2 separate regions of the Mus musculus genome follow, and region 1 is linked to region 2. Evidence: chromatin loops called from intact Hi-C (ENCODE). Cell type or tissue: left cerebral cortex. All regions are shown on one strand.

Region 1 (2,500 bases), 150 kb before region 2:
ATTCAAGTTCATAAGAAATGACACCGTTGGGAAGGGATATAAGAAATGACTGTACTGAGGTCTACGATCTGGCATTTTGTAATTGATGCTTTGGAGAAAGGACAAGAACATGGCAGGGAAGCTGCCATATGGGGGCATTAGGAAGGTGTTAGGTACTTTTAAATATGGCCAGGAAAGCAAGAGCCTGGAAGAGTAGTGAGAAGAGGCCTGTTTGGGTAGCCATGCAAAAATGTCACAGGCACCAGCGAGCTTAGTACATCTGCCCTGAAGCTGCCATTTGCCTGGAACACACACAGTGAGTTGGGGGCTCCCAGGAGGTCAGCTCACAGAGTTGCAGGAACATTGAAGTGCTGTGTAGGTGGCAGCAAGAATACCAGCTTCCAACCTGGGTGTGATGACAAGCCACAGGAGGCTTTGAGCAGAGAGAGGCAGAGCGTTGCCTATAGAGTAACAGGGTCACTCTGAAGGACAGTAAACACAGAAATGGGGAGACCACAGAGGAGGTGTTGCACTACTTACAGAACCCCAGGATAAGCCTGTGCTGGGAGGAAGCTGGCAGAATAGGGGCAAAGCTCTTTCCTCAGAGAGCTTAGCCTCTCCTTGTCAGACCCAAGAGTACACTGGGCAGGAATGAGTGCCCCGGTCCCCAAGCAAGGGGGCTTCTTTCTATATGTGACAAATCTAGCCAAGGACAGATGCCCAATGCTAGGGGCACCAAGGTGTGAATTCTTATCTGGGCAAGTCCACAGAGGCATGGTTCTCCAAAAGAAAGAAGAGCAGCTTCCACCAAGGGCAGAAGATGAGCTTCAGGCATATGGGCCTGCCTAGCACAGCACATTGCAGCTCTACGCCCCTGTGTATCACAGGACAACAGCTATAGTAAAAGCGGACAGTGGATCCCACAACCAGGTTCCAAGAACTCTCCTCAACATAGAAGATGCTAGAATGAGGCTTTGGGGGGGAAACTCAGAGATATAATGTGTTCCTGGCTCCAGACCAGACAGCACACAATTTCCCTGCAGTGCAGCAAGCTGTCTGTAATAATTTTCTCGCTGATACTGAGGAGTGTCGCACACAGTCTTTGTGGAGGTCCCCTGAGCCCATTCCACAGTGTCTGGGGAGGCAACATCTCTATGCCTCCTCACCCTGCCTCCACTCCACATGGCCTTTAGAACAGACCTAAAAAAGAAAAAAAGTCTACCATTACCCACGTTTCATATGTGAAGAATCAGGGTCTGGTCTCCCAGGTAACCGCCCAAGCTTCCAAAGCTAGTGATTGAGGGATCTGAACTTGGATCCAGGCCTTGTGGTATCTATTCAGTGTTTTCTTTCTCCAGTAGATTATGAGAATAGGAAAGGAGTCTATAACCTATGACTAAATATAGGCCCAGGACAATGACAGAGCTGGACAGGAAGCCCAGCTCTAGGCCAAGGCATCTCCGTCTCTCAACTTCCCTCATCCGGGAAAGTATATAGGAGAACTCAGTGTGTTCTCCCAGCTTCATTTAACAAATCGTTATCATTCATGTACCATGTCCCAGGCCTTATGCCGGCTTCTAGGGATGCAGATGAAGAAGATGGGTCCCTGCACTGTGCCTGTCCATGAGAAGACCGAGGTGGGAGGAAAGTATGCAAGAGCAGACTTAAGTGATTCTCAGGCTTCGGGCCCCTGCTCTAAACATGGGACCCTCTGGCCCATCTACAAAATGAAGCCTTGGAAGCTGCAGCAGCCATGCGGCTACTCTGCCCTCTTCTAGCTCCAGGCCTTGGTCCCTTGTCAGGAACACAAGCAGTGCCAAAACAGCCCCTAAGTTCTATTGACTCCAGTTCTGCCACCCGAGACTTCAGGAAGCCAGGGAGCAGGTGCCGGGGCACCGGCAGTTGCAGCATGAAGAAGGCTGAAGGCCTGCCCAGCTAGCTACCTTCCTCCCGGGAGCCACCAGGAGCAGAAGAGGCGGCCAATGCGGGCATCTAGGATAGATGGCTGCAGGCTCTGACATTGCAGGAAAGAGATAAATGACAGGTCATTTCCCTGGATGCACTTGAAGGCATCCATTCTCCTGGCCATACCAAGCCCAGAAACCCCCACACACACAGAGACAGATAAACACTGACAGATGGGGGGTGGGAGCCGGCATCCTTCTCTCTTGGAAGGACACAGCGGCATCCATAGCAGGCCCAGCAGAAGGTCACGCTGGCCACTGGCTCACACCTAGCTAAGGGCTTTACTTCTCCACTGCCCTCCCTTGTGCCCACCCCCACCCGACTCATCCATCTAAGGAGTGCGCCTGGCAGAGGGGGATGGCTGGGGGGCACAGGAGCCCGCCGCCGACAGCCCCATCAATCTCAACCTACATGCCTGGCACATCAGCGTTCCTTAAGCTGTTCCTGGACGGGAGGGTGTGGGGGGGGGGGCTGTCTTGGGGAGAAGAGAAATCACATCAAGCATCAGAGAGCAAATGGTGGAAGAAGCCTAGAGACTATTAAAATGTGGGCCATG
Region 2 (2,500 bases):
AATAACTGCAGAGTTTGCGCTCCTGGACAAGAATATTTACATAGTGCCAACAAAACCACTTAACCCCATTCATTAGCTCTGGGCTTTGTAAATCACGGTTTTTAACCCCCGAGCTCCTTGTACACCACCGTGTTGCAGTGCAAAAAGTTGGAAGGCTGCAGTTTCCTCCAAGAAATTACTACTCGTGTTCCACTGTTTGCTAATAATGTTCTGGGTTCCGCGGCTGTTCAATATTCTTGTTCCCGAAGTGTTTTCTTGATCTCAGCCACCTTCCCCGGGCGGTTTCTGAGAACTGGAGAGTCCAGGACAGCAACTCCCTTCCTCCTGGAATGTCTCAGTGTCAGGCTTGCGGACAGCCACGGCTTTTGTTACGTAATTCACGGGTGGTCACTCCGCGCGGTCCCCTACGACCACCGTTCTCCACTGTCAACGATTCACACTGATCTGACATGGCCAGCTTGGGAGCGAAGTGAGACCTGGCGCTTTTTAGGCAGAAGGTTGGGGAAATTTTGAGGCAACTTTAGGAAACGCAGCTAGGGAAGTCAGTAACTATGCAAAAATTGTTAGAGCCTGAGGTAGGTGTTGCCTGAGTCCCCTCTGGGAACGGCTCTGAGAATTCAGGCGTCACCTTTCTGGACTAAGATAGGAGGTGAAAAGAATTTGCAAGTGAATGTTCAGACGTGACTCCTGGCTTCCCCAGTATGCGGCTGCTCAGAATCTGATAAACCCCAGAAGAAACTGAGAGACTTCTGCGAACTCAGACTTCCACGGAGCACAGGGAGACTCGGAGTGGGCGAAAACTCATGAAATCACTTAGAGGGCACAGGCATCGTTAGCTTATAGAAGCCGGGCTATGGCCCCCTTGGCTGTTTAATCAGGTCAAATAGCTGGGGGCTGGGAAGTGAAAAGGAAACCGAGAGATGCTGAATTGCAGTTCACAATTCCACCTGCTCTCGCCTTTTACGACTCTCGATGAATAAAGTAAAATACAATTACAAAGCAGTCCAGAACTTTCAGATTCCAGCTCCATTCACTATTAGAGTTACAGATAAGCCCAGCAAAGCTGAGTGAGTCTGTGCGTGCAGACTGGAAATATTTAACTCTTTGTTTGCCTAGTAGGGTGATGTTCTCCCACCCTCTCTTCTCGTTACAGAGTCTCATGTTGAGAAAACTGGCATTAATGAATTCTAAACAGAACCAGGTACAATGGTGCTCCCTTAAAGTTCAAAACCAGCCTGAACTACATATGGATACCCACCCCCCAACATGGAAACCCAGTCTCATCTCCCTGTCTCCCCACGCCCCCCCCCCAAATCGTATTGCCTTGGCTTTTGTACTTCATGGAATGTCATTTTAACTGTCAATACAATTCTGACTTTATAGTCACTTTTATCACTTCTGAGAAATATAGAGGTATTATTAACTTTGGGTTTTGTATCATAGATTAAAAGGACACAGATTTGGACCAAAATCTTCAAAAGCAAGGGACTTAAGAGTAAACATGCTTAAAGGAGACAGGAGCCTGGACCAGAATTAAAGTCTGGTGTTCAGCAGTGCTGTACAATAGTAATATAGACTCTGAAACCCATCTGTCTGCCCACCATTTGCCAGCTGGTGACATAAAGAATATAGGGAATCCCGAGAAGATGACAACAATGGGATAGAAATAATTCTCTTACTTCTGAAACGCATTGATTAGAGCAAACGAACAACATTGATAGCAATGTTTCCATGATTTAACTCCATAAACCTAAACCCTTCTTACTGGTTGTGATATCAAAACTTTTTTTTTAATCACACTTGGAGGGCTGGAGAGATGGTGTAATGGTTAAGAGCACACGTTGGTCCTTATGAGGACCTAGGGCAACCCCCAGCACCTGCATGGTGGCCCACAGCCTTCTAACAAGAGTTCCAGGGAAGATCTGATGCCCTCTCCTGGACAATGCAGACACCACGGGCATGCACATGGTACACAGACATACAAAACACTCATACACATAAAATTAAACTAATCACAAGTCAAAGGGCTAGCTCAGGGACTCAGAGCCTACCAAATACATATCTGCCTTTGGGTTCAGTCTCTGACAGCCCAAGGGAAAAAGGGAAAGGATGGTGATAAAGGGAAGAGAGGGAGGGAGGGAGGGAGGGAGGGAGGGAGGGAGGGAGGGAGGAAGAGAGGGAGGGAGGGAGGGAGGGAGGGAGGGAGGGAGGGAGACACAATCCCATTTCTAAAGCTCTATTGGTTCATGCATGGATATGAACCCCATCGTTTCTGCCTTAGTCTAGGTGGCTAAGCAGGCTATTTGGGATGCAGAAGGGAACCAGAATAATGACATCTCCATCTCCCCCAGGTAGCAGTGAGCATTGGAGTCCAACCAGAGCATCCTGAGCCCAGGTGACTATTGAACATTTGATAAGTGGTCATTCTAACTGAGATGTGTCAAATATACACACGATCTCATAGGCTTAGCACCAAAAAGGGAATGTAAATTAGCTCATG

What was found. A loop is a pair of places that touch in the nucleus more often than their neighbours do. Peaks named below come from ENCODE experiments on the same cell type or tissue, not always from the same donor. Only the 100,000 strongest peaks of a DNase experiment are listed, where the experiment ranks them.
Region 1: a loop joins it to region 2, with 7 times the contacts of the local background. A loop is called at or near these places in 3 of 42 quality-filtered maps.

The regions. Positions count from the first base shown.
Region 1 is chr12:83,340,178-83,342,677 of GRCm38, forward strand. The region is part of intron 3 of Dpf3 (D4, zinc and double PHD fingers, family 3); the gene reads right to left. Among named protein-coding and RNA genes, the nearest start is that of Dpf3, 150 kb to the right of the region's middle. In left cerebral cortex, no CTCF peak of the experiment used is centred here; DNase peaks (open chromatin) are centred at 205 and 1,159; H3K27ac peaks cover 971 bases.
Region 2 is chr12:83,488,022-83,490,521 of GRCm38, forward strand. No RefSeq gene overlaps it. Among named protein-coding and RNA genes, the nearest start is that of Dpf3, 1.5 kb to the left of the region's middle. In left cerebral cortex, CTCF peaks have their summits at 941 and 1,964 (motif pointing left); DNase peaks (open chromatin) are centred at 281 and 732; H3K4me3 peaks cover 1,126 bases.